3 separate regions of the Mus musculus genome follow, and regions 2 and 3 are each linked to region 1. A link is a loop called in an ENCODE intact Hi-C map of the cell type or tissue named here. Cell type or tissue: gastrocnemius. All regions are shown on one strand. Each heading gives the region's core, and the rest is flanking DNA. Links, peaks and the distances in the headings are about the cores only. Region 1 overlaps Dap3 (death associated protein 3). Region 2 overlaps Ash1l (ASH1 like histone lysine methyltransferase). Region 3 overlaps Ash1l (ASH1 like histone lysine methyltransferase).

What was found. Hi-C counts contacts between places; a loop is a spot of excess contacts. Peaks named below come from ENCODE experiments on the same cell type or tissue, not always from the same donor. Only the 100,000 strongest peaks of a DNase experiment are listed, where the experiment ranks them.
Region 2: it touches region 1 in a loop (4-fold over the local background); 20 of 42 quality-filtered maps call a loop at or near these places.
Region 3: a loop joins it to region 1, with 2.5 times the contacts of the local background. A loop is called at or near these places in 7 of 42 quality-filtered maps.

Annotation. Positions count from the first base shown.
Region 1 is chr3:88,934,449-88,945,534 of GRCm38, reverse strand. It overlaps Dap3 (death associated protein 3), which reads left to right. Exons shown (of 13, transcript NM_022994.3): 2 at 2,707-2,760; 3 at 9,282-9,386. Among named protein-coding and RNA genes, the nearest start is that of Dap3, 10 kb to the left of the region's middle. In gastrocnemius, for the core only: a CTCF peak has its summit at 5,558 (motif pointing left); no DNase peak of the experiment used is centred there; H3K27ac peaks cover 302 bases.
Region 2 is chr3:89,022,234-89,033,319 of GRCm38, reverse strand. Ash1l (ASH1 like histone lysine methyltransferase) reads right to left here. Exons shown (of 27, transcript NM_138679.5): 5 at 10,110-10,289; 6 at 6,814-6,908; 7 at 1-61. Among named protein-coding and RNA genes, the nearest start is that of Gm24403, 21 kb to the left of the region's middle. In gastrocnemius, for the core only: no CTCF peak of the experiment used is centred there; no DNase peak of the experiment used is centred there.
Region 3 is chr3:89,007,513-89,018,598 of GRCm38, reverse strand. It overlaps Ash1l (ASH1 like histone lysine methyltransferase), which reads right to left. Exons shown (of 27, transcript NM_138679.5): 4 at 10,722-11,086. Among named protein-coding and RNA genes, the nearest start is that of Gm24403, 36 kb to the left of the region's middle. In gastrocnemius, for the core only: no CTCF peak of the experiment used is centred there; no DNase peak of the experiment used is centred there.

The DNA.
Region 1 (11,086 bases), core at 3,438-8,437:
GTATTTCAGGCCAGGCTGGTCCACATCATGAGTTCAAGATGGCTAAGGTTACAGAGAGACCCCGTCTCAAATTGGAGGGGGGAGCAGTAGAGTTGTCTTGTTCACCTCTGTACCCTGCATAGCTGAGCATGTAGAAGTACTTCTCATGTTTCTTTATTAAAAAGTAGATGATGACTAAAAGAATATGGGATTCAAAGGAGTTTGTGACGCTATGGTTGTTTTTTTGTTTTGTTCTGTTTTGTTTTACAATGTATCTATTTGGGGGCATGGTTGTACTCACCTTTAACCCCACCCAGCACTGGGGAGGCAGAGGACAACCAAGGGCTGCATAGAAAAACCCTATATTCAAAAAAATAAAATAAACTAAGAAGAGTTATAATGCTAATAATTCAGATATGGGGGCTGGTGAGATGGCTCAGCCGGTAAGAGCACTGACTGCTCTTACGAAGGTCCTAAGTTCAAATCCCAGCAACCAACCATATGGTGGCTCACAGTCATCCGTAACGAGATCTGACGCCCTCTTCTGGAGTGTCTGAAGACAGCTACAGTGTACTTACATATAATAAATTAATCTTTTTTAAAAAAGAATTCAGGTATGATAAAGAGATGGTATAAAGTGCTTCTTTAAATAGAAAGGTGGAGGTGCTAGTACTCAGAGGCAGAAAGCCAAGAAACAGACTCCAGCCTAATCTATATAGTGACATCCCATTTGAAAAGAAAGGGGAGAAAGGGGAGAGGAAGGGAAGTGACCACATTCATGCAACTTACTATATTTACTATAATTCTATTTATTTAAATGAGGCATTTATTAAAATGCCTTAATTTATTCTTTGAAATTTGTTGTGGAAATATATATAGTGAAAAAAGTGTATGCATTTGGTTTGATACAGTGTATGGTTTCAGACTAACACTGGGTGTCTGGTCTTGTTTGTTTATTGGGATGGGGTAGATACAGTGTTACTGTAGCTCAGGCTCTTCTAGTCCAGGCTCCCCTCAGTCCAAGAACTCCTTCAGCTTCAGCATCCCAAGAGCTAGAATTAAAAGTGGCATGAGCCACTATACCCTGTTTCTGATGAGATCTTGAGGAAATACTTTATTTTAAATTTCTTTTCACTACCAAAAGAGTAGAGTTTTCTAATTAAATATTTCCACCATACAAAAAATGATAAATTTAGCATGTGGTATAAAGATAATAATAGCCCTCATGGTATGAAATGATAACCAGTGTAATACGGTCTGATTAGGGACGGCGGCCCAGAGGCTCACCTGTTTGAACACTCGCTCCTCAGGTGATGGTGCTGATTTTGGGGTGGGGGGGACTTTTAGGAGGTGGAGGCTCACTGGAGGAAGTAGATTACCCAAAGATGGCCCCTGAGTGTAGGTACAGTGTGACCAGAAAGAAGGCTCCTATTTCTTCCACTGTCTATTGCCCTATCTCCTCCCTTTGTGCTCCATGATGGATTGTATGTCTCTGGAACCCAAGAGCAGTTTAAACCCTGTCTCCGCAGTGCTTTTGTCAGAGTGTTTTATTACACCAGCAGAAGAGAAAGGCCCATCTGTTAGTGTGATTGCTCTCACCAACAATCCCAAGAAGCAGGAGACAGAGTTTGAAGGATCTGTACAAGTTCAAGACCAGCATGGTCTATGTAGTTCCCTATCAGCTAGGGCTACATAGTAAGACTGTCTCAAAAAAACAAGCAAACAAAACCCCAAAGGAATAATAAAATAAATACTCATGTTGGACTGCCAGCTCCCAGAGGTTCCCTGAGTGTCACTGGTGTTTCAGGGCTTACTCTTAGCACTCGCTTGCCTTTCCAGTCCAGTTTTGCCATGTGTGTGTGTCCTGCAGACAGTGAGTGGCGGGCGTTTCAGAGGTTGCTTGTGTTTTGTTTTCTTGGGCAGAATGTTATTTATTCCAGGCTGGCCCTAAACTATATAGCTGAAGATGGCCTTGAAATTCTGATCTTCCTGCATCCACCTACTCGGTACATGGTTTTGAAATTTAGTTTTATTTAACAGGAGACATAATAATTTTCACTCAGTAATAATTTTTGTATGTTTGAGACAGGGTATCTCTGTGTAGCCCTGGTTGCCCTGGAACTCACTTCATTTGTTTGATCAGGCTGGCCTCGAACTCAGAGAGACCCACTTGCCTCTGCTTCTGAACTACTGGGATTAAAGATGTGCACTACCTTGCCTGGCCAGTCTATATCTTCGACATTGATCCTTTCATTATAGCTTCTTTCCTGCTATTTCTATGGGTCAGTGGATATTTTACTTTAGGTTTGTTTGTTTGTTTTTACAATTTTCAAATAACTCACACTCCTCTGCTATAAACATTCTTATATTTTCCAGTGTATATGCATATGTAGTTTTCTAGAGTAAATATGAAGGAATGGAATAGCTGCATATTCATATGTCTTCAACTTTGTAAAGACTGATTTTCCAATACATTTGGATTTACAACTATTGTGGCATTTCTTCATTGGCATCTCATTATGAAGGCTTTAATTTCATTTTCATGACTTGGGGTGAGGTTAAACTTCCTGCCATAATGTTTCCTAAGTGAAATGGTTTTTCTTGTCTTTTGCCCAGTTTGTTGATTCATAGATGATTTTCATATATCTAGACAGTATCAGATTTTTATATTACTTACATTTTTATTAAATAGTGGCTTACCTTTTTTTCTCTTTGTCTTTTTTTAAGAGAGCAAAGACCATGCTGACAGGAATAACAAGGCTTTTCTCCAGGGTCCAGAAGGTGAGTTCCCACAAACTGCTTTACTTTCAGGTAAAATTCTCAAGCCTGGCGTGGTGCCCGCGCCTTTAATCCCAGCACTCGGGAAGCAGAGGCAGGTGGGTTTCTGAGTTCGAGGCCAACCTGGTCTACAAAGTGAGTTCCAGGCCAGTCAGGACTATACAGTGAAACCCTGTCTCGGAAAAAAACAAAACAAGACAAAAAAAATTCTCAGAAGACTACGGCAAGATGACTGGGAGTTCAAGGCCAGCTTGGCCTGCCAAGTGAGAGTCTGCCTAAGCAACAGGCAGAGATAGTAAGCCTGAGGTAATGTGTGAGGAGGAGGTGGCGTTTTTACAAACTGGTAACTTTGAGCTAGCTGGCTATTTAGACATGGCACTTTTGATAAGAGACTAAAATTGTTTAGAGAATGGACTGCGTGAGGAGGGTGGGAAGGTGGCGAGTTAGTCAGGAGGTAATGCCACTCAAACGTGAGGGCCTGTGCAGCACTCTAATGAAAGCTGGCATGGGCTGAAACACCAGAGCTGGTAGGCTGGGTGTAAGTAGACCCCTGAAGTTGATTAGCTGGCTAGCCTAGCCGAATTGGTAAGCTGCAGGTCCACTGAATAAGTAAGGCAGAAAGCAGTCAGGGAACACACTGGACATCAGCCTCTAGCAGCCACCACATGTGCACGCATGAACACACACTTCCATGACACACACAAAGGAGGGAGGACAAGGTAAGACCTTCATCTGGGCTTGGGATAAAGCTCCATAAAACCCTGACTGGACTCAGGAAATCCTGGGTTAGCTTTCCAGTGCCACATAAACTGAACATGGCAGCAGCGGTACTGATCAGGAGTGCAGGCTTTGGAGGTAGCGGCAGGAGGATCGGAAACTCAAGGTCATCTTCAGCTATACAGCACATTTGAATCTAACCTGATCTACATGAGACTCTGCCCACAGCTCTTCACACCACATCACCCCCACCCCTCACAAAAGGTAAGGGGCTAGAGAGACAACTCATAAGTTCAGAGTGCATTCTGAACAAACCTAAGGACCATAATTGGAATTCCCAGCATCCATGGAACAAGCAGAGCCTTCCATAGACACTTGTAACCCCAGGTCTAGCGGAATCTGGCAGGTTTTTCTGGCCTCCACACAACTAACACACACACGCACATACAATGAGGCAAACCTGTACAATTAAAGAATAAGACCATAGTGAATTGGGCATAGTATCACAGTCCTGTCGATAATCAAAGCACTTGGGAGACTGAGATACAAGGATCAAGGCTGGCCAGGGCTACATAGAGAAACCCTCCCTCAAAGTGAGCAAAGGTCTTATACTACTGGTTTGTTTTAGTCTTTTTAATTATTTACCAAATAGTAGTTGTTTCATTTGTTTGTTCATATTTGCTTTTTTAAAACAGAATCTCACTGTGTAGCCCCAGCTGGCCTGGAACTCAAAGGAAATGCATCTGCCTTTGTCTCCCGAATGGTGGGTGCAAAGGTACACACCACCGCTCCCAAGCGTGCTTTAGCGCCTTGGCTCCTCGTGACAGTGCACTGTCCTTGCTTTAAAGTTGCAGAAACTAGAGATTAGAATGGATAAGTAACCTACTGTGAAAATTGAAATTGTAAAACTTTACTACGGAGATGCTGACTGGTGACCTAACCAGTGTCCATGTGGTGGCCATGTTCTCCAGAGGCACGCAGTTCCAAGGTCAGGAGAAAATGACCACTCTGACTGCGTGGTAGGAAGGCAGCACCTATGACAATCACCAGGCCTGGGTTTGCTGAGAACAGGAAATCCTACAGGCCTAAGTCTGGAGGGTAAGAACTGAAGAAGAAAGGGCCGCTTGCAACGGATCCTAGGATTCCAAGAAGGGTTCTTAGGCGCGGAGCATCCCCTGTCCAGTGTGGGATTGGGGGAGGGGCCTGCTCTTTCCTTTTCCTTTTACCCCTACGCTGAGATTTATAAAAGGCCTCTGTGCATTTCAGCGAGTCAAAGCAAAACAAAATGTTAACAAAAGAAATAAAAGCCAATATTGGGGCAAGAAGGAATATTGGCTTGGTGTCTACGAGCACTGGCTGCTCTTGCAGATGATTTAAGTTTGGTTTCTAGCACCCATGAGGGCTCATAACCACATGTAACTTTAGTTCTTGGTGGTCCAGTGCTCCCTTCTGGTCTCTTCCGTACATACAGGCATAAAAGTTATACATATAAAAATAAGGGCCAGGTGTGATGGCTCGTGCATTTAATCTCAGCAGGCAGAGACAGCAAATCCCTGAATTTAAGGCCATAGTGAGTTCCAGGTCAGCCAGGGTTCCATAGTGAGACCTTGTGTCCAGAATGGGTGTGTAGTTATAGAGTTGGCTCATGGTGAGGAGCACTGGCTCCTCTTTCAGAAGGTCTGTGATTGATCCCCACCACTGACTTGGTGGCTCACAACCATCTGTAACTCTAAGTTCCAGGTTGGCCTCTGAGGGCACACTTGTGGTGCACAACCTTACGTGCAGGCAAAATATCCATTCACATAAAATTAGAATGTATAGTTTCTTAGTGTATATGTTTTCAGTTTGGCTCAGGATGACCCTGCGTAGCTCATGGGTAGTGTTTGAGGGACTGCATTATGTTCACTGTGGAACTAAGCTGAGGGAATTCTACATAGAGCCGTTTATCCTAGAACTCAGACTAGCTGCTTAGTTCCATTTATAACACTTTAAGACATAAGGAATCCATTTTGTTTTTTATTTACTGAAGGAAACAAAACAAAACCTGAGGTCATCAGAATACTGTAGAAATAGCACCACCTTGTGGCCATTGAGTATTTTTAGTTAATTTTATTTACATGTGTGGTGGTTGCCTGTGCCTATTTGTGCACTGTGTGCATTCCTATTGCCACTGGAGGCCTGAAGAGGGCGTAGATACCTGGGACTGGAGTTACTCATTATTGTGAGCTGCCATGTGGGTACTAAGAATAAACCAGGGTCTTCTGGAAGACAGCCGATACTCTCAACAACTGAGCCAGCACCCAAGCCAGCACCTAGTTTTCTTACTTTAAAAAAATGTATTCCTAGCCGGGCGTGGTGGCACATGCCTTTAATCCCAGCACTTGGGAGGCAGAGGCAGGCAGATTTCTGAGTTCGAGGCCAGCCTGGTCTACAGAGTGAGTTCCAGGACAGCCAGGGCTACACAGAGAAACCCTTTGTGGAAAAAAGAAAGAAAAGAGAAACTGTCTTCCTGAGTATGAGCATGTGGAGGGTGCAGGTGTGGGAATTATTTCTTCAGCTTTCACATGGCTTCATGGTGACCCAGTTCACCAAGAGTACATAACAAGCACCTTTACTCCTGAGACGTCCCGAGATGTGGCAGATGTGGTGGCACATACCTGATGAAATCCAGGTGCTTGAAATGCTGAGGAAGGGATTTTGAAAATTAAGGCCAGCCTGATCTATATAACAAGTGCCAGGACAGCCAGGGCTAAATGGTGAGATCTTGTCTCAGAACAACAAGGCCGGCCGATGGTAGATGGAAAGGGCTGGCGCCTTCTCCTGGTACTCGGGTGTATTACTCAGGTGCTGTCCTGAGAGCAGCTCTTCCTTTGTCTTTGGTATGTTTAGTATCCTGGCTTTGCTGGCGAGAGCAGGAGCTGGATAGAGACGGAAGCCCATCCTCAGCTATCAGCGGGGTCCTTGGATATGGTGGGGGCTGCGGCTACTTGCTTCCTTCTTCCCTCCTTATATTTTGCTTTGTGTTTAATCTGTATGGGGTTTTGCCTTCCTGGGTGTCTGCATATTCCATGTGTTCCTGATGCCTGCACAGGCCAAAAGAGTGTGTTGGAGCACTTTGAACTGTAGTTACAGACAGTTGTGAGCTGCACATGGGTGTCGGGCATTGAACCTGGATCTTCTGGAAGAGTTAGGTCATCTCTCCAGCTTCCTCTCTTCTTTATCTTTCATTCCTTTGGCTTGAGACAAGCTATTATGTAATCTAGGCTGCCACAGCAAGAGAGGATGGAGCTTAATAGCCATTCTCAGCTGGTTTTCATTTTCAACAACTGACAGTATTCCCACTCCTGGCTCTGTAGCCAGCTGTAATCCCCTAGCAGTGGGTTAGAGGACTATTTGAATTGTTTGGGAGATAAACCTGCCTCTGCTATAAATTTGAGTTATATTCTAAAAATTATGGCAACCTATTTCTTTACACTGTTGGCTTATATTAAAATCTGCCACTAATATTTCAGACTTGGTGTGCACTTGGGAGGATGCTTGGAGCCTCCACACATGCATGAGTGCATGCAAACACCAAGCACACAGTAATATGAAAGGCTGAGAGATGGCCAGGTGGCTGAGAGCAGTTGCTTCACAAGCATCAGGACCAGACTCGGATCTCAGCACCCACATTAGAAGCTGGGATCTCATGTGCGACCACAGTTCCATCTGTGAGAGAGGAGAATCACTGGAACTGTCAGCATCCAGACAGGTGGATGCGCCCACCCACCCTCCCAACCCTAGGTCCAGGAAGAGTCAGTACCTCAATGGCCCAACACTGTCTTCTGGCCGTGTGTGCACAGGCATGCTAGTGTGCTCCCAGGCGTATGCACTAAGTAAGTTCTCGAAGAGGGTTGGCAAATGGTCAAGCGAGTGAAGATCCTTGCTGCCAAGACTACCACCTAGACTCTGTTCCAGCTCGCGTGATGGAAGGAAAGCAAGCCTCACTTCCACAGGTTGTCCTCTGCTTCCCCCACACTTCCCCAGGCTGTGCCCCTCATACCACATATAGCATTAATTGATAAAGAAATATGAGAAAGTTAATGTAAGGTATGAAAAAAAGGGTTGGCAAAGTGGCTCATAGGGTTACAGAATGCGGTGCCAAGCATGGTCATCCACAAGATGATAGAGAGAGGCCCTTCCTGTTGTCCTTGGGAACCATGATATGATAGAGAGGAGAGGACCTTCCCTGTTGTCGTCAGGACCTACAAGATGATAGAAACAGGACCTTTCCCAGTTATTCTTTGGTTTCCACATGTATACATTGGCATGTGCACATCCATACAAACAAGCACAAATAAATGTATTTTTTAAAACATTTTATGTTGGGGTAGAGACAGGTGGATTTCTGTGAATTCAAGGCTAGCCTGGTCTGCACAGTGAGTTCTGGGTCAGCTAGGGGGTAAGTCCCTGTCTAAAAAATAAAATAAAAAGTGATTTTTAATGAAAACAAAAGGTAATGGAAAGAGTAGAGATTTTAGAGTCAGTCTTGGATATCGTGTTAGTTAGGGTTTCTCATGGTGATTAAGCACACAGACCACAGCCAGTTTGGGGCAGAGAGGTTTTGTATTGGCTGGCATCTGGAGCCCAGTGTGCCGTGGAGGACACTGCTGCCCTGCGAAGCTCTCCTTGCTTGCAGCTCCCTCTTCTGTTCTCTTGAATTTCTGCCCTACGCTGGAGTCTTCTGTGAAGGCTTACTGTCTTTAAGCTTGATTGAGGGAGTTATTCCTTTAGGAAGCATCTCATAGAGCCCAAGCTAGACTTGGCCCCCTGCTCCTACCGAGTGCCAGGATCATAGACATGCACCCTTGTGCCCTGCTAATTTGAGAAATTTTCTTAGTATTTTTCTCATATTTATCTCCTGAAATGTCATTTGAATCTCCCACCCCCATTCCAGAAGTTTCTAAGTATGGTTAACTAGTTCCTCCTAGCTGGACACTTTACATGCTCCCTCATTACATGTCCCTAATGACAGATTCTTACTGTGCCGGTCATAGCTAGCAAGGCCAGGCATGTTACACTCAGCACTATGAGGAGAAGCAACCAGATCTTCAAGGCTAGACACAAGTCAGACCCTGACACAGTCTAAGGGATGGGGAGAGTGGTCACAGGGTGCTCATAACGTCTCCTTTACTCCCAGCACTCTTTCTGGAGGCAGATTAGAGGCAGCCAGACCCATCCAGCCTGTGAGCACGAAGCAACCATTTATCGCCAGCCATGCTGAAGCGTATTGCACTGACCCTCACAGTGGAGGCTCCTGTGCTGTTAGGAACCCTGTATAGCAGTGGGACGTGGATTAAACACATTTCCTACCCTGCACATGGGTTCACCTGCCCTGTGTTTCCAGCTACTCAAATGTGGAGACAAGAGATTCACTGAGCCCAGAATTCAAGGCCAGCCTGGACAACTAACCAAGACCTCAGCTCAGAAAAACACAAGTATGGCTGAGAGAGAAGGTTCAGCTGACACGTTAGCCTCAGTGCTTGGGAAGTGGAGACAGGAGTGCCGTGAGCAGTTAGCTCAGCAGAGGCTGCGCTGACCGGTTGGTTTCCATTGTAAGACAGAGCCCTAGCGTAGCAGTATACATGCTAAAACAGATCCAGAAGCTAAAAGGTGTGACTGGATTTAGTAAAGATCCGTTCTATATAAAACTAAAACATAGTTTAGTGTCATGATTTCCTGATAGAGTCATAGCTTGAGACCTCAGTGTTACAACAAGCATTGAAAAACCAGATGATTCCAGAACACTGAAACATTTTCTTTTGTAGTTGGACCCGAGGTGTTTTTTGCACATGAGTGTTCAAGCGACTCAGAACAGTCAGGTTCCAGCTGAGCGTCCCAGAACTGTTTCCCGCACCAGTGACAGTGACCCGGTAAGTTGCTGATGTGCGTGGGTTTCAGAGATTATAATTTGTGTTGCCATATTACTCCTTTTACATGTCAGGATACTGGTTTTTATATATTGGTCTTTTGTTGTTGGGTTTTTTTTGTTTTGTTTTGTTTGTTTTGGTTTTTCGAGACAGGCTTTTTCCTTGTAGCCCTGGCACTCACTCTGTAGACCAGGCTGGCTTCGAACTCAGAAATCCACCTGCCTCTGCCTCCCAAGTGCTGGAATTAAAGGCGTGCGCCACCAATGCCCGGCTTATATATTGTTTTTAACAAATCTCAATTGTTTGATTTTTACCAATGAAGTCTGAGAAGCCAGATGCTGGAGTGAAAGCCTGCTAGCCCAGAGAGACAGAGGAAGCACCCAGCTGACCTACCTCTTCAGCTAACATCCCAGAAGCAATGCCTGTCTCTCATGCAGTCTCAAAAACTCTTTCAAGCCAAATGTCCCTCCCTTCTACTTCCTGTGGTGTCTCTCTACCCATCCTCCTGACTCCCTCGTCCTCTCTATTAGTTCTTAATAATCCTGTGTCCCTCCCTGTCAGCTGGCTGCTTGGTGTACCTCTTGACCTGGGGTTGACTTTATTTAATCCTGTTTATAATATTCAAGCAGAAAGCTCTTGCATTAAAGTTGTGTGCTAAGGCTGAGCTATACCACAACTAAAAACAGGTTTTTTTCATTAACTAACACAGTCCTGGGGTTCACAGTGTGATCAAATCTCCTGCACCATACATACGCTCAGGTAGGTGAGACACCTGGGCTAGCATTCTTAACTCGCACCTTCCCTTGTTGCTCTGTGGTGCTGTAAAAATATAAAGTACAAAGTTAGTCCAATTTCCTTCTAATGTGATCTTAATAATGAATTCACCTAGTGAATCTTGCTGAATTAAAAATTAGCTAAAATAAAGCTGGTATGGTGCACACCTTTCATCCCAGCAAAAGCAGATGCGTCTCTGAGTTCAAGGCCAACCTGGTCTACATAGTGAGTCCCACAGCAACCAGGCTTTGTAGATAGATTCCTTTTCAAAACAGACAAACAAATTGACTACATTCAGTTCCTTCTGAGATAAGTTTCTCAGGAGTTATGTCTTTTAGCTGGGGCTAAGCATTCCTCAAATGAGCACTTGCTCCATATTTTAGACTTCTGGCTTAAGAGCACCCTTCACAGTTCCTGGTTCTGCAGCCCTGCTGTAAACAAACATCTGGGGCCTGGGAAAGATAAGCTTGTGGGATAGCCTTGACGAGTATTCAGGTTTGTCACGAGTGGTGGTGCATGCCTTCAATCCCAGCACTGTTTTCCAATAGTCAAAGGTGTGACACCACACTCTTCCTTTCTGAGCGACTTAACTGGTGTCTTGTTGGCAGGACTGTTCCTCCTGTGACTTTAAACTTTGACAGGCTGGGTACTTTTCCCCCATGCCCAGTGCTGGTTCTGTCTCCTAGAAATAAAATCAGTTGTGTGGTCTCTGTGCTTCTTTAATGTGAAAGAAGAGCTTCATGAGCCTTTTTTCCATGCTGTCCGAAACTCATTCTTTCCATCTTGATGTGGCCATACTGTGGCTGTGTAGACATGTAAAGAGATGCAGATGCCCTCCACCAAGAAATCATCTCAGCCGGGCGGGTTTAACGTTTGTCCTTAACAGTCACCTGGTCTCATGAATGCAAAATGAAATAAATTAAGGAAGT
Region 2 (11,086 bases), core at 2,955-7,954, 88 kb before region 1:
CACTGCCAGAGAATATCATAGGGAAGCTGGAAGTCAATTCTCTTCTGTCTGAGATACTTTCCTGAAATTAAAAGACACTGTCAATTTCAACAACTACTCTGATACGCAGTCCATACAAAGAGAGCAAATAGTCACACACAAAATATATTTTAAACTTATCACCTCTAAAAAAATCAGATAAATGCTACAAAGGGGCTAAGGGCTGACGAGAAGGTCAGGGGTCAAGAGCTCTTGCTGCTCTTGTGGAGGACAGGGCATCTGTCAGAGGGACCTGATGCCCTCTTCTGACCTCTGCAGGCAGTAGGTACACCAGAATGCACATAAATTCATGTAGGTAATACACTCATACACGGGGCTGGAGAGATGGCTCAGCAGTTAAGAGCACCGACTGCTCTTCCGAAGGTCTTGAGCTTAAATCCCAAGCAACCACATGGTGGCTCACAACCATCTGTAATGAGCTCTGACACCGTCTTCTGGAATGTCTGAAGACAGCTATGATGTACTTACATATAATAAATAAATAAGTCTTTAAAAAAAATACACTCATACACGTAACAACAACAAAAATCTAAAAATACTAAAGGGGGAAGGGTACAGAAACCCAGGCTGGCTCATGGATAAAAAGTTATCTGCTATCAAGCTTGACTAACTGAATTCTATCCCTGGAGCAAACATGCTGGAAGAAAGAAACTGAACTTCTACGATTGCTCTTTTGCTTTCATGCAGCACTGTGAAACATATATTCCCACATACAAAATTAAATAATAAAAAATAAACAAAAGAAAAGGGGCATACTTGAATTTACATAACTGAAGAATACATGTCACCCATGAAATGGCTCAGCAGGTAAAATACCTTGAGCCTGGATCTCAAATTCATGGTGGAAGGAGAAGCAGCTCCTGAACGATGGCCTCTGACATATTATATATATGAAGAAAGGGCTCAGGCTTAAGACTGCATACTAGTCTCTAAAGCTCCTGAACTTGGATCTGAGCACCCATACAATTATATGTAACTCCAGCTTCAGAGAATCTGACATCCCTTTCTGGCTGCTGAACACGTAATATACTCACATATAGACACAAACACCCCACTTTAGTCACAGCACTGAGGAGGCAGAGGCAGGGGCAGGCAGAGCTCCTTGAGTTTGAGGCCAGGCTACTCAAGGTAGGGAAAAAGTATATATAAATAGATTTAAGATGCTAGTAACATTTTCCTGCACCTTGAACTATTATTTTCTTTTTTCACTTCTTTTTTTTCCTTCCTTTCTCTCTCTTTTTTTCTTTTGGAGACAGAGTTCCTCTTGTGTAGTCCTGGCTGTCCTGAAACTCACAGAGATCTTTATGCCTCTACCTCCTGAGTGCTGGGATTAAAGATGTGCACTACCACCACCACCACCCAGCTTCTGCAGACTCTTAATACTGAAAGAAAACAAATGTAATAGTCTAGACTGATCCTTAGAGAAGGGAACTGAGTCTTGTTCCTGTATGTATTCCTGACTGTACAGGAACTTACTATGTAGACCAGGTTGGCTTTGAACCGCATACACTGCTGGGATTAAGGGCAAGAGCCACCATGCGTGGTATTACTCTTTTGTTTGTCTGTTTTTTTTTTTTTTTTTTTTTTTTTTTTTGAGACACAGAGAACAAACTTTTTATGAGAACAGTTTATTCTATTTTTTGCCTGCAATACATGTTTTCTCTAGAAAATACAAAGATTAAACAGAAAGGTTTTGAACTTCTTTAAGAAAAAGTTTTTCCTTATAGGTAAGGATTCATTCACATGTATGCCAATTGACCTTCAAACCAGAACTCTGATCACAGGTCCCATCTAACATTTTCCTAGGATCAAGATACCAGGACTGACTCGAGGCATTCCTAGCAATACTCACATTCCTCTTTGTCTAATGCATGCAATGATGACAACTGAGAAAAAAAAAAAAGGTCTGTGTGACTGTCAGTGCTAAAATTACCTACATGAAAGACCTTTCACCACAACTGAGTATGAACTGAGCCATTAAAAATTAGGAGATGAGGGGCTCAGCAGTCAAGAGCTCTGACTGCGCTCCAATGATTTGCTTCCAAGAATCTAAAGAAATGTACTGGGCTGGAGAGATGGCTCAGCGGTTAAGAGCACTAACTACTCTTCCAGAGGTCCTGAGTTTAATTCCCAGCAACCACATGGTGGCTCACAACCATCCATAATGGGATCTGATGCCCTCTTCTGGCCTGAGGATGTATATGCAGCAGAGCATTCATATTTTAAATAAATCAAGTTAAAAAAAATTAGGCTATGAACTAGATGATGGCTACCTCACCAAGCTTGAGGACTGAATTCTTGCGCTTGCAACAAGTGTTCAACGTTTACGCAGGTGGCAAAGCCTTCAGTAGCCAGAACAGAGTACAATTGCTCTCAGAATGAGATGGAAAGCAGAGCAGTGATGGCTCAGCTGAAATGGAGTCAGACAGTGAAGCCCTAGATGTTCAAGGACTAGAGGTGAGGGGAAGTATCTTAAATTAGCAATGGTTGTGGTACACAAGCCTTTTAATCTCAGCTCTTCGGAGGCAGAGGCAGTCAGATTCCTACTGAATTCCAGGACAACCAGAACTGCAGTGTGAGTCCCTACCTCAAAACAAAGGAAAAACAATGGTCATAGACTATCACTGTTTGGGAGATAAAGATGGCTCAGCAGTTAAGAACACTTATTGTTCTTCCAGAAGATGCAGGTTTGGCTCCAAGCACCATTATCAGGTGTTATAAAATCTTCTATAAGTTTCAGGAGATCTGATAATCTTTGATTTCCACAGGCACCTTATACAAGTGGCTCACATAAACCCACATAGGCATACACAGAATATAAGTAAATAATTAAAAGTAAAAAACGGAGATGTGATTGTCCTCGTGAAGAGCTTGTAGGTCAAATCTTCACTATAGTAAATAAGGATATCGTTCATTTGAAAGGATTACCTATACGTTGCAATAAAAGGTACTGTAGACTTCTTTGCAGGGCCGAATACAGTAGATATTACTACTGTTATAGACTGTAGAGCAGTGGTTCTCACACTTCCTGATGCTGAGACCTGTAATACAGTTTCTCATGTTGTGGTGACCCCAACTATAAAATTGTTTCATTGCTACTTCTTAACTATAATTTTGCTACTATTATGGCTCATAACATAAATATCTGATATGTGGAATATCTGATATGTGACCCTCAAATGAGCTGAGACCCAGAAGTTGCAAACTGCTGCTGTGGAGGGAAAAGGAAAGTAAGGGGAAACTATGAACAGTTAAAGAGCCAGAAATGGCCAACCAATCACTTTTGAAACTCAGTGAAAAACAACAAAACAAAAAATCAAAACCACAAAAACCCTGGTACTTGAGAGGGGCAGCTACTGTGATATCCCCGATGGTGTGGTTCTCAGACATTAGAACTACTATCTGGCTGGACTGTAGACGAGCCCTGGCATGCTGGAGCAGAGTTTACTTATTCAGGTGGGAACTTTGAAGACAGAATACTGAGAGAAAGTTTTAAGTAGAGGCCTAGTTCATAAGGTTTAAGAGTGGATCAAGGAATCCATAAGAAAAGGACCATTTATGTAATGTTCCGTCAAGAATCTGCCTTAATTCTTTCTAATCTGAGAATCTGAAAAAGTTGAGTTAAATAGTAGAATAAACTGCTTGGCAGAGGAAATTTCAAGACAGGAGGGAATTCAGGCTGGTGTTTCTCAAGCAACTACAATTGGTCCAGAGTATGGCACCACTGTGGGAAGCTGTGCAGTTGCACTGGGACAACAGGAGGTGTCCTGAGGGTAAAATGCACCTGCCCAGAGGCTACATCTTGAGAAGATGCGAGCTCATTTGAAGGAAGGCTGCCTACAATGAAACAGACAACTGCTGAAGGAATTCCTTGTCCTCCTCCAAAGCATTGGCCCAGAGCAGGTAAGATGGCTTATATAGGTCTAAGTACTTGTTGTGTAAACTCGATGACCAGAGTTTGATCCCTGGAGCTAATATAAATGTGGAAAGAGATAACCAACTTGACAAAGTTATCCTTTGACCTCCATATACATGCTGTAGGATGAACTTCCTTCACACAAACATACACAGCACACACATGCATGCCCGCACCCACAGGACATATATATGTTGAAATGCAGCAAAAAACTGATGTCTTAGTGGTTGAGACCACTGGCAGAAGACCCTAGTTCGATTCTCAGCAATCACATGGTAGCTCACAATCATCTGTAGCTGCCTTAGTACTAGGGAAATCTGACATCTTCTGGCCTTTATAGGTCATTCACTGAGTGCACAGACAAGTGTAGAAAAAAATTCTCAGACATAATAATAACAACAACAACCAAACTTAAACAAAAAGCAGGTACCTAAGGATGGCACATAAAAGCTGACAAAAGCTGGCACAAGGGGGCCAGGCGAGATGTCAAGTAGCTAGAAGACTTATGCACTGTTGTCAATTTGCTGGTAAGAAAGTAAGAAAGACTTAAGGAGTCATGGAGTTTTCTGTGTGATTTCAGAGAGTAGCTGTGGCCAGGGAATGTGCAGTAGGGTTGGCATTCTTGCAAGGGGGCACTGGAGGGCCAGTGCTTCAAGCTGTGAAGGCAAAGCCTAAATTGAAATGGAGGTTCCAGGAAAATTGGAAATACCTGGACCATGGAATATTCAGTATGCAGAGGAGTGGGCATGGAACGGAGCTAGTCTAGAAAAGAATCCCAATAGGTGCTATAGTAAAGATGAGGAGTTGGCTCTGCCCATGAGCCCCAAATGACAGATAAGGAGTTATAAGACTTAGTTTTTACTCTGCTAGATTTTATTTGCTTGTTTGATTGTTCCTTGTTATGCTTAAATTCTTTCCTCTTAAAACAGGAATGTGCTGTTAATGTTGGAAATATGTAAACTGTTTTTTTTTTTTTAATTCATAGGTAAAGAAACTGACTTTATTCTTTTCTTTTTTGAGATGAAGTTACACTATATAGCACTCGCTGGCTTTGACTTCACAGATACCCACTTGCCTCTTCTTCCCAACAGCTAGAATAAAAGGCATGCGCCATTCCTGACTAGAAACTGACTTTTATTTATTTATTTTTATTTTTTAGGTTTTTTTTTTTTTTCAAGACAGGGTTTCTCTGTATAGCCCTGGCTGTCCTGGAACTCACTCTGTAGACCAGGCTAGCCTCGAACTCAGAAATCTGCCTGCCTCTGCCTCCCAAGTACTGGGATTAAAGGCATGGAGCCACCACTGCCTAGCTTGAAACTGACTTTTAATGTGCTAAAAGTTTTAAAAACTTCATGGTCTTCTAAAGTTGGATTGAATGTATTTTATATTATAATATGGTAATAAGCCAATGAACAAGAGATAGTTTAAAAATGATGTGTGTAAAATACCAAGGTGACAAGTGATAGAGTTATGATATCAACATTCATTTTCATTTCATTTTTCAATGGGATTGGGCCATTGGGATTGTCTTGATTATACAACTTTAATGTGAGAAGACCAACCTTAATTGTGGGTGGGACTAATTCCTAAGCAAAGGATCCTAGACTATAAAACGATTGCAAGCAAGCTGAGCAACTACAAGCACTGGTACTATGGAACAATGTGATCAGTGGCTCCAAGCTCCTGCTGCCCTGATATCCTGGTACTGGTGGACGGACCCCAGGAAAGACCGTGAGCCTATGAACCCTTTCTTCTTGTGCTGCCTTTCCTAGGATACTTTTCACAGCAGCAGAAAAAGAAACTAAGACCATCTGTATTCCTTTCCTTGATTACAGATCTTTTCCTTGAAGCCATAGATAGCAATTAATTTCTAAAAACTGAGATGAAGGCTGAGTGTGGTGTGCACACTTATATACACCAGAATTTGGAGACAAAGTCAGGGGGAAGAGGAGTTCAAGGTTATATGAAGTTGAAGCTGGTCTAAATTATATAAGACTTTATCTTTTTTTTTTCTTGAGACGGAGTTTCTCTGTGTAGCTCTGGCTATATTGGAACTTGCTATGTAGACCAGGCTGGCCTTTAACTCACCTGCCTGTGCCTCCTGAGTGCTGGGATGATAACACATGGGCCACCACTGCTCAGCTAAGACTTCATCTTAAAATAACAAAAATAAAACTCCCAAATAAATAAACAAACAATAAAAAGTAAGACCCCTCTAAAGAATGTCTTTGATCAATTTCAGTTCAAAATGTGTCCCATGAGAACCTACTTAAGATTCTCATTTGGAGGTATGGGGTGTGTGTGGAGAGAAGCCTCAGAGGTTAAGAGCACTGGCTACTCTTGCAGAGGTTCTGAGTTCAATTCCCAGCAACCACATGGTGGCTCATAGCCATCTTTAATGGGATCCAAAACCCTGTTCTGGTGTGTCTGAAGACATCGAGAGTGAACTCACATACGTTTAAAAAAATAATAATAAGTTCTAATGCCCATTACTTAGCTAATACACATTTTAAAAACAAGAAAACCAGGATTGGTGTATAGATCAATCCTGGACGTCTCTAAATCACTGTGTAGCTGTGGATGTCTCTGAGCTTCAGAGCTTCCTGCCTTCACCTTTGAGTGCCAAAATGACATGGACATTGTTTGCCTAGTCCTGCCCCTGGTTCCTGCAGTACTGGGGATCCAATCCAGGCTTCCTTCTTGTCAGGCAAACACTCTACCAGCTGAACTAAATCCCCATAATCCTTGTCAAGATTTTGAAGAATTTGAACCCAGCACAACAGAGAATACAGGTCCTTTCCTAAGTTCAGAATGCACAATCTCTTCTTACCAGTAAGTGCTGCGGGCTGATTACTCACCAACATGAATGGGCGCTGGGAACAACCCATACTCGTGCTCTCCTGGAGTATACTCCAACTTTTCTTTCTTTAATTGGATTAATCGGCTCTTTGGGCTGTGATGAGAAAATGAATAAGAAACAAAGCCAATCAAATTTCTTCCTGAGGCCAAATGACAATAAATGAAATCTGGTAAGATGGCTCAATGGCTAACAGCCCTTGCCACAGAGAATGACCATCTGAGATAGAGCCCTGGGAACTCTACTGTTGAAAGAATCAACTTTTCAACACTGTCCTTTGTCCTCAGTATGTATGTGTGCAAGCCCATTTCAATAAATGAGTACAAAGAAAAACGTTAATCTAAAAACTATACTTAAAAACCTCAGCAGTTAGCCGGGCAGTGGTGACGCAAGCCTTTAGTCTCAGCACTCGGGAGGCAGAGGCAGGTGGATTTCTGAGTTTGAGGCCAGCCTGGTCTACAGAGTGAGTTCCAGGACAGCCAGGGTTGAGACAGAGAAACCCTGTCTCGAAAGACCAAAAAACAAAAAACAAAACCAAAACAAAACCAAACAAAACCTCAGCAGTTAATAGCATTGCCTGTTTTCTCTAAAGAGAACCTGGGTTCAGTCCCCAGAACCAATATCTGCAGCTGGAGAGGATCTATGGCCTCTGAGGTATTGTCAGGTACCTGCAAGCACCTGTGAATACACAGAAATAAAAATAAATAAATAAACTGTAAATTCAGGAAATCCCCTCTGAGAGGTTCTTTACTACTGTCTAAATTTAAAAAAAAAAAAAAGATTTTGATTATCAGATCTGATTTTATCTTATTTGTTTAATAACAGCCCTGGCTGTATAGGTAAGAAGGTCTGCAGTCATGGAGTCCATGGTGGAAGAAGAGAAGTCACATCTCAGCCTCATCTCCACACATGCACATGGTCACCTGCACTCATACAGTCATATCAGACAAAAGAAAACAAACAAAAAAAAGGGTTTATTTTATATGTGTTTTGCTTGTATGAGTTCAGTTGTCACGTGTATGGTTGGTGCTTGTAGAGGCCAGAATCGGGTAATGGATTCGCTGAAACTGGAGTCCTCTGCAGGATCACAAAGTGCTAAGTACTATGCCATCTCTGATTCATTTGTGTGTGTGTGTTTAAAGACTGAATTTCTCTGTATAGCAATAGCTGGCTGTCCTGGAATTCACTCTGTAGACCAGGCTGGCTTTGAACCAAGAGATCTGCCTGCCTTCATCACTGAAGTGCTGGAATTAAAGGTGAGCATCACTAACAACCTGGATGGAAGAGAATTTTAAAGTGAATTTCTTTATGATTATCAGTAAATGTTGGGTTAATATACTGTTTGGTTCAAAGTGGGCTTATAAAATAGCAGTGCTGGAGACAATATTGTGAACAAAAGCCTAAACATAATCCCTCGGGAGTCTCAAAATCCTGCTTACCAGGAAAAGCACTACCTTCCTTATCTCCCCTACCCATAACGGTCATCTACCTCAGGTAAAGACCATCTCGGGCTCAATTAATTAATTAATTAATTAAATTAATCAAAGTAGCCTGCACCTTGCCGACTATCTTATAAAACACGAGGACTTTGCTGCCCAGTTGCTGTTTTCTGTTCCCGAGACAGTCTTTGTGATTTGATCCCCAATAAACTTTCTTACTACCCAGAGAAAGGTTCAGCTTGGCATTTTCACATTTCTCACAGATACCTATTGTATGTGTATATATTGTATGTGTATATAGATGGGGCCATCTAACTTTTTCTTGGGGAAAATTTTCGTGGGTCAAAAAAAAAAAGAGACTGGAAAGAGCAGGACTGTGCTGGACAAGTGCTCTATGAAGACAGTAACCAAGCCTTGGGCTCTTAAGTCTAATCTTTCAGTTTTATACTTTTCAAACTGCCTATGCCTCTCGAGTGATGGTATTAAAGAAAACTTTAAAAATACTCCTGAACCTCCTGATTGTCTTAATGACTGTTTCACTTTTTTTTTTCTTAAAAAACATCCTGAAAACTGAGTTCAGGCCAGCTGTGGCAGCCCATGCCTACAATCCCAGTCCTTTGACACAAGGCTAGTTCTTAACTTTACCATGAACACCTCTTGGTGTTTAAAAATTACCATCCTCCCTCCCTCCCTACTGCCCCCCCTTCTTAAAAGACAGGTCAGGCAGGTATAGCTCTCTATGTACTTGAGGTGGCTCTCACTGCTTGCTCTGCTGATCCTGAGTGGATTATAGACAAGCCCAACAATATTCAGGTATGAAGCACTAGATATCAGTCAGACCTGGGTTTTCAGCTTAAGGTATTTACCAAGAGCCAGCCCAAAGCTTCCTAATTAGGATACACAGCTGTGATCTCAGGGCAGAGCTGGATGGCTGGTCTACACTGCCAGTGCTCGACTCCATGGCAGTGAAGTAACAAAGGAGTGCTTATCAAGCTGTACCAAGGATTTATAAAGTTCTTCAAACAATGCAGGAAAGTTTATTTGACAAATTATGTAAGCAAAAAAACTCCAAATACATTTATCTGAACAGACAGTGTTATTCAATTTCCTTCCCTTTCTGAGAAATGTCTCCCTATGGAGTCTGGCAGGTACGCACAGAATGATGCCCTTGAACAGTGACAATCTTCCTGTCTCTGCTTGGATTACAGGTGAACAGCATCACACCTGGTATTCTTTCTTACTTTTAAACAGCAAAGGAATAATTAGAATACAAACTACAGAATGGATCTTAGGGGAGGCTAAACATTAAGAATGATAATTGTAACCTTCTAACCTAGTGCAGCATCATCAGTCTAGAGAATACAATGGTACCTGAGAGTGCTATACATATAAAATATATTACATATATACTGTATATTAGATTATATATAATATGTGTATATGTGAATGCACATATAAATGTGATTCATTTTTTACCTTTTTAAAAAAATATGGAGGGCTGGCGAGATGGCTTAGCAGGGTAAGAGCACTGATTGCTTTTCCCAAGGTTCTGAGTTCAAATCCCAGCAACTACATGGTGACTCACAACTACCCATAATGAGATCTGATGCCCTCTTCTGCGTGTACCTATTTATAATAACATATTTAGGCCAGTGCAAACAGGACTGAGCAAGCGGGGCTGACTGAAGTGAGCAGAGGTCCTAAAAATTCAATTCCCAACAACCACATGAAGGCTCACAACCATCTATATAGCTGTAGTGTACTCATATACATAAAATAAATACATAAATAAATCTTTAAAAATTATGGATGGATAACAGGTATTAGAAAATATAAGTTTACAGTCACTACTACTTACTCTATTGTTTTGTAAACATCAGAATACAGCCCAGCTCTCTGGTATTTCTTCTTTGGAGGACGTGGGGCCTTCTTTTCTCGTGGGATGAGAGCCAGCACAGGTTGCAAGGTATTTTCAGGTTCAGAAGGTTCAGCAGGCGTTTCAAGAGGACTGGGAATTTCAACTGGTGTTTCTATAAAGCTAGAAAAAGTGTCTGGAGATGTTATTGTGAAAAATAATTATATATACTTATATTATTTACTTATAAACATAAATATTTTATATATAATTATATTTCATATTTTATATAATACATATATGTGATATATATACATATATATGATATATATACATATATATATTTTTGGTAGAGTCTTGTGCCTCCCATTCCCATGTACTGATATTACAGCCATGGTTCAAGCATGTTGATGCTTACTTCTAATGTCTAATGTCTAATACCACTGAGTTCTAGGTTAGACAGAGCTACATACTAAGACCCTGTCTCAAAAGAAAGAAACATAAAGGCACATGAGTGTGGTGATCAGTGCCTTTCATTCTACTGCTTAGAAGTTGAAGCAGGGCTGAAGAGATGGCTCAGTGGTTAAGTGGCTGTTCTTCCATAGGTCCCCAGTTTAATTTCCAGCACCCACACGTCAGTTCACAACTGTCTGTAACTCCAGTTCCAGGGGATCTGACACCCTCACACAGACACACATGCAGGCAAAACACTGATGGACATGAGATAAACTGAAGGATCAGGAGTTCAGTCATTCTTGGCAGCCAGCACAGGAAATTCAAGATCACCCTGAACCAGAAAACCAAAATCAGTGCAGTCAGGTGTAAAGGCTCACACGTGTAATCTCAGCACCCTCGAGTTATACGTTTGAAGGTAGCCTAGCACAGGCTGTGTCTGTGTCTGAACAACAACAATCTTCAAATGCACAAATCTATGAACAATACTACTACCTAGGCTGAGGCAGAGAGATGTCAAGTTCAAG
Region 3 (11,086 bases), core at 3,772-8,771, 73 kb before region 1:
ATCTCAACAAATACAAAAATAGTGAGACAAGCAATTCCCCATGTATATGAGACCATGTGATAAAATAGGAACCAACAATAAGACCAACTACAGAAACCATAAAAATATTTGAAGACCAAACAACACATTTGTATGAATAAATAACAGGTCAAGAAATCAGAGGAAATTAAAAATTTCCTAGAGACAAATTTTAATAAAACACAAATTAACAGAACTTCTGTCATGCAGTCAAAGCAGTCCTGAAAAGAAAGTGCATAGCAATGAAGTGCTCATATTTAAAAATCTGAGAGGGATTGGAGACATGGGTTAGAACATAAGAACACTAGCGGTTCTTGCAGAAGATCTAGGTTCAAATGCCCGCACCCACATGGCAGATTCCAATCATTTGTAACTTTAGTCTGAGGGACTCTGACAACATCACTCTCTGGCCCCTATAGGTACCAGGCATACACATGATATGTATGTGTGTGTGTACACATATATACAGATGAAACACCCATACAAAATAAAGTGTTTTTTGAGATATCAAACAACTTGATGATGTAATTCAAGGGGCTTAAAAAACAAGTAGTGAATCCTAAACAGAGTAGACAGTGAAAAATAATGAAGGTAAGAGAAGAAATTAATGATAAAGATTAAGAATCAGCAAAGGAGTGGGTTTATTGGAAGATTGAGATTAACAAATTCTTAGCTAATCTGAGAGACAGTCAGAGAGAGAGACAGAGACACACAGAGAACACAAATTAACAAAAGAATGCCATTACAAAGGCTCCAATAAAATAAAGAATGTTATTAGAGATTACTATGAAAATTTATGATCTGGCCAGGCGCAGTGGCATGCCTTTAATCCCAGTTCTTGGGAGAGAGGTAGGCCAATCTCTGTGAGTTCAAGGCTAGCATGGTCTACAGAGTGAGTTAAAGGACAGCAAGGGCTACATATTAAGACACTGCTAAACAAAAAATAAATAAATAAATCTTATAACGTAAAAAGCTAGGTAACTGAAAAGAAACAAAAGAATTTCTAAATGCATTTCTTTCCATCACAATTAAGTACAGATAAGTAATTTAAAGGCACTCATTACAAGTAGTGACATAGAACTGGAGCCACAAGTCTCCCTCCAACTGAAGAAAAGCCCAAGACACTGCATTCCATGCTTATTGCTGCTCTTTCCAATGCTGGCCGATAGCAAATAAATGGATAAGGAAAAACTGGTACACAAGCCGGGCGTGGTGGCGCACGCCTTTAATCCCAGCACTCGGGAAGCAGAGGCAGGCGGATTTCCGAGTTCGAGGCCAGCCTGGTCTACAAAGTGAGTTCCAGGACAGCCAGGGCTACACAGAGAAACCCTGTCTCAAAAAACCAAAACAAAAAACAAAAAACAAAAAACTGGTACATATATAAAATGGTATATTATTAAGCATTAAAGAAAAGTGTAATTACTGTATGATTTTAAAATTGCATGTTATTAGAATGTACAATATTAAGATGATGTTCTTCCTCATATGAGAATCATAAACCATATAAGTTTATATGTATACAAATGTACATGTGCTACAGTATTCAGAGAAGAAAAATGGTGAATACTTGGAGGAAAAAGGGCTGAAGGGAGGTCATGGACAACTGAGTTATGAAAGAAGATATAAACTTAACTTTTTTAGTTTCAGTGTTTTGGGGGAGGGGTGATGGTTGATAAGTACATAAAAATATACTTGATAGCAAAAGTGGAAAAATCCACAGAGCAGTGGTGGCACACGTCTTTATTTAATCCTAGAACTTGGGAAACAGAGGCAGATAGATCTCTGTGAGCTCAAAGCCAGTCTGATCTACAAAGTGAGTTCCAGGACAGCCAGGGTTACCACTTCTCCACCCCTCTCCAAAAAAACAAAAGTGTAAAACATAGCTACTCTAGTAAACAGAAGGCTCACTGAAACATACAGACTTTGGCTCTGTTACTTTTGATACATGATCTGCAAGATTTTTAAAATAAAAATCTTAGTTACTTAAGAGAATTGCTTTAAAGTTAAAGCAATTTTGTACTCCTCTTCCATATTAGTATCTCCCTCCCGTCCGTCCTTCCTTCCTCTTTCCATGTTGGGATCAGACAACCATGCAAGCTTCCAAAGGAGGGAAGCAATCAACCAGCTCTGATGCCTGTGAGCCACGTTGACAACCAATCTAGCACAACCATGAGGGTACAAGCGTGGCACACTTATCTTGGTGGTAACCAACAGCTCTCTTATGAGACCCTGTAAGATCTAGGAAATCATGTCTGGCACTGGATGAGTATTAGCCTATTATCCAGGGATAATTAAGTAAGGTTCTTGGAGGAAATTCTACAACTGCTGCTTTACTAAACCAGCAGAATCCCTATCTACACTTTAACTATTTACCCTATACCTGTAATATAATTCAAAACATATATTTAATAGTGGTTTTTAAACACTTTAACCTCCTTTGAGGCCCACCAAAGGTAGTGGGGGAAAAAAAGGTATGGGGAAAGTGGACCTGTTTAGAAAGGTTCTTTGGAACAACTCCCATCTGTTGTTTAGAAATCGGCAGTTCAGCTATCAGCAGCAGAAACAGAAGAGGCAAGAAACCGCAGCACACCACCAAAAGTTGGATTTTTTTTTTCTTAAAGATTTATACATATTCTGTATATGAGTACACTGTCTTCAGACACACCAGAAGAGGGCATCAGATCCCATTACAGATGGCTGTGAGCCACCATGTGTTTGCTGGGAATCAAACTCAGGACCTCTGGAAGAACAGTCGGTGCTCTTAACCACTGAGCCATCTCTCCAGCCCACCACCAGAAGTTTTATAGTGTTTCTCTCTATGGAGTCCCAACAAAAGGAGCTCAACTACACAGTGTAAGGAAGATCAAAACGTGTGTTGTTAACAAAGAATCCTTCATCACGTGTCCTTTTATATGCTTGCTTTAGCAGAACATCCTTTTTCCCTCTGTCTGCTTTGTTCAAAGTCTGTCTTAGCTTCTTACCTGTGTCCACTTCAGGAAAACATTCCTTCACGTGTTTGTCCCAGCAAAACACCATCCAACACAACCGACCTTACAAAGAACTCTTAAGTTTCTACTTCATATCCCCATGTAAGTGTAACTCTCACCTGCCACCAAGACAAGTTCTCTTTGCAACCAAACATTACAGAAACCCACAACTGATCAAAGTAGAGAGTTATGGAGCCCAGTCATGAACACTACAACATCTACAACACAGGTGCTACATGGAATGCTTGGGATCGTTCAGCTTATTTCACTTGTATTTCATCTTTTTAAAAGTTTATCTAGGACCAGTGTTTTAGTTAGGGATTCACTGATGTGAAGAGACACCATGATCACAGCAACTTCTATATCAGACAACGTTTCATTGAGGCTGGCTTACAGTACTGTGGGTCAGTCCATTATTATTATGGCAGAAAACATGGTAGTATCTAGGCAGGCATGGTGCTGGAGGAGGGTCTCATTGCCCGTATCTACAGTGACATACTTCCTCCACACACTATTAGACCACACCTCCTAATAGTGCCATTCCCTGGGCCAAGCATATTGAAAGCACTACAGCAAGATGGCTCAGGAGGTAAATCACCAGCTATGCAAGCCTGACACCTAAGTTTGATCTCCAGAAAGGGAAATGACAACGCAGAGTTGCCCTAGGACTTGTGACTACTCTGACAGGATAAGCCCATGTGTACAACATACAACAGAAGTAGTTTTCTAAAAAGTCTTATTGTTAAGGCCAAATAGTAAGTCATTAGATGTAAAACTACCACTTATCTACAGATAAACTTTGGTGTTTGCCTTTGTCTAATGTTAAAATGCATTATAAATACTGGTATTTAAGGTCACTCTACTTCTTGAGTAGACACCTAGGGTATCTCCATATAGTTCATAAATTCTCCTTTATTTTTCCATCCCTTATCCTTACTATGAATTATAATGGCTACAGAGTACTAGGACTTCTTTATGAGTTTATTATTTATACTGAGTGTATATTTTTATATACTCTCTGAGAAAATGTCTATACAGTTTCTTGGTCAATTCCCTGTGTTTTCTTTATCTTACTGAGTTTTAGAAATCCTTTATAGTAACTGACCAAATAGTTTATCTCAAATGTTTTGGAAGGTATGTTCACTGCCATGTTGATTTTGTTGTTTGCTCGCTCATCCATCCATCCATCCATCCATCCATCCATCCATCCATCCATCCATCCATCCATCCATATGAAACAGGGTGTCACTCTATACTCCAAGGTGGCCTGGAACGCATAGCAATACACTTGCCTCAGCTTCTTGAAGTCTGGGATTATAAGAACAGCCTACCAACCAAGCTACACTTTTCTATTTTTATAAAGTGTCATTGGGACTTTGATGGATAGTTCCCCAAATCTATATAGAACATTAGAAAGTTATGACATCTGAATAGTATTTAGCTTTCCAACCACCAACAAAGTTTGACTTGTGTAACTCCTCTTCCTTTTATATGTGTGTGTGTGTGTGTGTGTGTGTGTGTGTGTGTGTGTGTGGTGTATGTGTACAAGCATGAGAATGGGAGTGTGTGCGTGCAGATCAGGGTTTCGAGGGAGACAGGATGAATCATGCTCAATTGCTTTTCTACCTTATCTGATAAACTCTCAATCTAACCCACAAAACGATGAAATGGTGACTAGAGCTCGCCAGCTTGCTCCTAGGATCCCTTGTCTCCACCTCTGTGACTGGAAATACAGGTGGGCTGTCATGTCTATCTAGAATTTATGTGGGTCTTGTGGGATCTGAACTCAGTTCCCAGACCCAGGGGCCATGTCCTCAGTCTCTATTACTAGACTTTTTTTTTTTTTTGAGACAGAGTCTCATTCTGAAGCTCAGGTTGGCCCAGAACTCAGAACAGTACCTGTTACGGTGCTGGGATTACAGGGTTGGGTCACCATTTCCAGCTTTGCTGTAGAGTTGATTTTTCACTAAAAATATTTTACTTTTAAATAATGTGCCTGCAAATGCATAAACACTGGATGCCCCAGAGCTTGAGTAATAGCTACTTAACCCCCTTTTTTAAAGTTGTAAATACAATTTATATTTTGTCAAATGATGTTCCTATATCTATTAATATAATTTTCTTCTTTAACCTATTACTGTACATTTATTTCAAATGTTAAACAAGTTGTGCATATACAGGATTCATCTCATTATGTTAGAAGGGATTGTTTTAACTGCTACCCTTACAATCCAAATGTTTTCATGTGACTACATTTCATTCTCCTGCCTAAAAAAAAACAAATGTTTTGGGGCTGGAGAGATGGCTCAAAGGTTAAGAGCACTGACTGCTCTTCTGAAGGTCCTGAGTTCAAATCCCAGCAACCACATGGTGGCTCACAACCATCTGTAATGAGATCTGATGCCCTCTTCTGGAGTGTCTGAAGATAGCTACAGTGTAAATATAGTAATAAATAAATCTTTAGGCCGGGCTGAGCAGGGCTGGAGCAAGTGGAGTGGGGCAGACCAGAGTGAGCAGAGGTCCTGAATTCAAATTCCCAGCAACCACATGATGTGTGTGTGTGTGTGTGTGTGTGTATGTATGTGTGTGTGTATATATATATATATATATATATATATATATATATATATATATATATATAAAACAAAGCAAATGTTTTCTGATATCATGTGACATATATGAATTCTTCATAGTAGTAATATTTCAAGTGTTGCTCATGGAACATATACATCAAATCTGTTTGGAGTTTGTTAGCAATGAACATGTCCGAATGGAGGATGTAACTCAGAAGAAGAGTAGGTACTTAGCATGTGTGAAGACCCATCATCTAAAACTAAAAAGAAATGCAAAAATAAAAGAAAATCTGAAACAACCCCAGCAAAAAACAAAAGCAATAAAAAGAAAGGAAAGGAAAATAGATGCTAGAGGCTAAGGCAGAAAGGATGGTGAATTCAAGGCCTGTCAATACTATGAAAGCAAGGTCAAAGTCAAATCAAACAATGCAGTGAGACCCTGCCTATGAAGACAAACAAATAAAACAACAGAATCAAAGACAAATGCCTGTATCTGGAATGCCATTAAATTAGCTGTGAGGTCCAGGACGGGTTTTTTTCCACACCCCCCACCTCCCGCCCCGCTTGCTCTGGCCCCACTTGCTCCAGCCCTAGGATGGATATTTTAAGTAACCTTGTTGGTCTTTGACTTGGCCCTAACACTATGGACTGGATTGTTATCTTTTCTTCATCATGTAGAGCCAAACTGATTCCAGTCCTGCTCTAACATCCAATTGTAAGTAATATAGTGACTCTGCTATGTGAGGACATCAAGGTCTGAGAACTGTCTTATTCTGGAGTGAAGGGGGCCTGGGGATTGAACACAGGGTCTGTAGCATGAAACTTAAGAGCTCTATCATTGAAATACATCCCTTCTAAGTTTTGGGGTTTTGTTATTGTTGTTTGCGTGCTTGCTTTTTGTTTTCTCAGATCACACTGGTCTTGACCTTGCTACACATCCAAGGATGATCTAACATTCTGGATCTTCCTGCATAGCCCTTCTTAGAGCTGGAATTTACAAGACTACACCATCATGCCAGTTTTATGTGGTGCTAGAGATCTAACCCATGTTAGGCAAACCTCCTTCAGCTGAGCTACAGGACCTGAGTGTGGGTGTTTCCCCCATGCACTACAGGCTAACTCTGAACTTATTATACAGGTGAGGCTAATCTCAAACTTTTGAGCATAGCCATGTCTTGTTTCTTAGGTTGTATTTTTTGGCTTTACGATGCAGTCTTGCTTTGTAACTCTGCCTGAACTCTCATTACAACTTGCAATAGTTCTCATACTCAGTTGTAAAAATGGCTCAGCAGTTTAGAGTTCAAACAGCTTTTTAGAAGATCTGAATTCAGTTCTCAGTAACATGTCAAGCAACTCACAACTGATTCTAAGTTCAGCCGAAGGCAGCCGACACTCTCTTCTGGCCTCTGTGGGTACCTATATTCAAATGTACATAGTGACACAGGTAATTAAAACAACAACAAAACCCCAAAAATCCTCCTGTGTACATCATGAGTGTGAGATTACATCCATAGACCAACTGTTTTCTCTCTTTATCTATTCTGGATACCAGTAAATTATGAACAGCATGTCTTGTAAATACACCCTACCATAGTGGAGTTATGTTTTACTTGTCAGGATGCTTTTTGGTATATAGAAATCCAAACTTACAATCCAGAATAACAATGTTTACTCTTATGGTTGCTGCTTTTGAGATTTCATAAAACAAAAACACTTAGGGGCTGGAAACATGGCTCATTGGGGGAAGAGCACGTGCTGTTCTTCCAGATGACAAAGGTTCGACTTTCCAGCAATAGAATCCATATGGTAGCTTCCAACTATCTAACTCTAAGTCCAAGTCATCTGCTACCTTCTTAGGGCTACTATGTTCAACACACACACATGATAGAAAATACACACACACACACACACACACACACACACACACACACACACAAACACTACTCCCCTTTCATGTTACCTTTAAATCTCTTGGAAAATAAAACAGACCTTATAAGTATCAGACAATTTTTCAGGAGCTGGAGAAACAGCTCAGAAGTTAAAAGGTCTGGCTATTTTTCTAAAGGTCCCACATTTGATGATTCCTGTAACTCACAGGGCAGTTTACAACTGTTTTTAGCTCCAGCCCCATGAGATCTGACATTTTCTGGCCTCCATGAGTATCAGGCATATATGTGGTACACATAGATACATTCAGACAAAACATCCATGAAAACAACAACAACAACAAAAACACCAACAACCATGAGTTAAATTTGGGGATGGAGAGATGGCTCAGTGGTTAAGAGCACTTGTTCTCAGAGAGGAACCAATTTCTTTCAGACAAATGGTGGTTTAACCCGCTTTAATTCCATTTCTAAGGGAACTTGTCTGACCTCCAAGGATACCAAGCCTGCATGTAGTGGCACATACATATAGGCAGGCAAAGCACTCACAGATGAAATGCATACATCTAATTTAAAATTTTTAAAGGAAAAAAATTGTACATCCAGAAATTGTCAATCCAGGCATTGTGGTACATTCCCTTTAATCCCAGCAGAGGTAGCCAGATCTCTGTAAATTGTAGGTCACATTGATCTACATATCAGGTTCCAGACCAGATTGGGATATGTAGTGAGACCCTGTCACAAAAACAAATACCAAAACCAAAAACTTACCCCAACCACAACCTCCCACCCTCCCAACAAACAAACCAAACATGAACCAAACAAAAATAAACTATGAGACTAGGGATATGGTTTAGTGAGGAAAGGTAGTTGCTGCCAAGCTGCCTTGAGTTCAGTTCCTAGAACCCACATGATGGAAGGAGAGAACCAACTCTTTTTTCCTTTCACAGTTGTTGTTTTGATATTTTATGAAATAATGACCTTCCTGGACATAAAAAGAAACATTCAGAAACTAAAGAGAAGCTCAGTGGTGAAGAGCACTGGCTGCTTCTAGAGGGCCTAGGTCGAAGTCTCAGCACTCATGCATGAATGGGACTCTACTTCCAGGGGATCTGATACATTCTTTTGGTCTCTGTGAACACCAGCATACAAATGCTGCACAGCCATACATGTAGGCAAATACTCATACATATAAAAAATCGTTAATTTACTAATTATTTTAGAATTTTTAATCCCAAACTGGGGTTTCTACCCCAACTTTGAGTGGATAAAAGACATATATATACAAGCTGGGTGGTGGTGGCACACGCCTTTAATTCCAGCACTTGGGAGGCAGAGGCAGGCGGATTTCTGAGTTCGAGGCCAGCCTGGTCTACAAAGTGAGTTCCAGGACAGCCAGGGCTATACAGAGAAACCCTGTTTCGAAAAACCAAAAAAAAAAAGACACATACAACCTTTATATTTACAAAAAGCCTTACACGAGAGCTGGGCCGATATCTACCCTTTATGCTATTAAAGTCTCTTTTTTATCAATAACCCTGAGTTATTATTTACTATGTTTCATCTGGGCTGCTCTTAATTTCAGAGCCATGTTTTTACAACTCCTAACCATGGCAACTTTTTCTTCCTCCTTATCTCCTCCCTCCCCGTGATTTCCTCCAGCCCAGCCAGCCTGGGAACCCTAAAACCAGATCATGTACTAGATGCTGGCATCTTTATATACCAATCGGAAATAACTTGGGGGCAACCAGGTCTAGGGGGCCCACAGTTAGCATTACACTACACAGTCAAAGACCAAACCTCAACAACTAACCAATTTATTAATCCTGAGACAAGGGTCTCTCTGTAGTCCTAGCTTCCCTGGCACTAGCTATATCTACCAGCCTGGCTTAAACTCAGAGATCCCTCTTGTTTCTACCTCCTGAGTGCTGAGATGAAAAGCCTATGCCATAATAACTGACTAAAGAAAAATTTTCCAAAAATGTTAAAAAGAAAAGAGAAAACTTGCAGGGCAGCTAAGCCACACATTTCCACAGCTGCCTGGAGAAAGGAGATGGAGAAGAGGAGGAAAGCAAGCCAGGCCTTTTTAAGTTATGCCCAATTCATGTCAAAAGCAAGGCAGATTCAGAGGAGTGGACTGTACCAGAGAAAACATATTTTTAGGCTCTGGCATTATACAAAAGAAAACGAGTGGAAAAGTCAGGACTCAGAAAAGGAAACAGACCCAAGAGTCTTTACGGAGGCTCTGTAGCAACTCCCTTTGAGCACACCGTATTCAGTGAAATAAACCAGCCACAAATAGACATATACTATATGATTTCAGTAATAAGCAGGACTTAAGAGTAGCCAAAAATCATAAAACAGAAAGCAGGATGTTAGGTTTTAGGGGGTTAGGAGGCAAAAGGGGGTACATGGAGTTATTAGATCCTGTCTCAACAATATCCAAACTGTAGAGCAGAAAACAAAATAACACCCCCACCCCCCACAGTGAGTGTGAGAATGGAGGAGGGGAGGACAGGAAAGAAGGGATGGAGGAACTGATCAATGGATTGAAGCTGGGTATAGTGGCACATACTCACATCTTAGGCTGACATTTATGAGAGCAAAGCTAGTTTACATTCTAGGCCAGTCAGGCTACGAAGAAAATGCCTCAAAAATTTTTCTTTTCTTTTTTTTCTTTGGCCCTGTGTCACAGCAGACTTTTAAATTCATTTCCTAAAAGGAGTTTTGTATTTTGAATCTTTAAGTTCTTTTACTATATGTGTGTGTGTATGTACATATGTATGTATGTATGTATGTATGTATGTATGTATGTATGCATGCATGCATGTATGTTTGCTTTTTGGCCACCTTTATCAGGTGGCTTACGATACACTGTTAGTACAGCTTAGATTGTCCTTCCAACTCCAGATCACTCCCTTTCAGCCTGGAGTCACTGGCATGCCCAAGTACCTCACCCAAACCGTCTTCCCATCGTAAAAACCAGGTTTTAAGATTTGGCTACATAAATAAATTACAGTTCAGAGACACTCAGGCTGGGGTTAGGGAGATAGGTCACCAGGAAAGATGCTTGCTGCCAAGCCCAATGGGCCGAGTTTGATGCTGGGACCCACAAGCTGGCAGAGGCCCCATGAGTTGTCCTTGGGGTTACCCTACACCTGCCATAGCATGCATGCGCTCACACAAGAAAAATAAGTCATAAAATAAAGACGTTAACTACTGTTATTCAGATCATAATATTTTAAGAAAGATATTACCTTTTATTGTTTTCTTGCTCTTCTTCCTCTGGTACTGTCTTCTGCTTTTTCCTAGTCTGTTCTTCTAACAGCCAATTTTTCCTCTTCACCCCCTTCTTATGTTCTGAAGTGAGGTTCACACTCTGAACCACAGCCTCGATCACATCAGTGACTGTGTCTGGACTTAGGTGCAGGGACATGTCTTCGCCTTCATTCAATTCCGGGCTGACAAACTGGGCGGCCTGGAAGGCTTGCATTGACACCACTGCTTGGAGGGGGCATTTCCGAGGTCGACCTGGTCTGCGTTTCACAAAATTGTTTCCTGTCCTGGCCTGCCTTTGAAGTTTTTTGGCTTTTAAAATTTTATTAACATGGTCCAGGTTTTT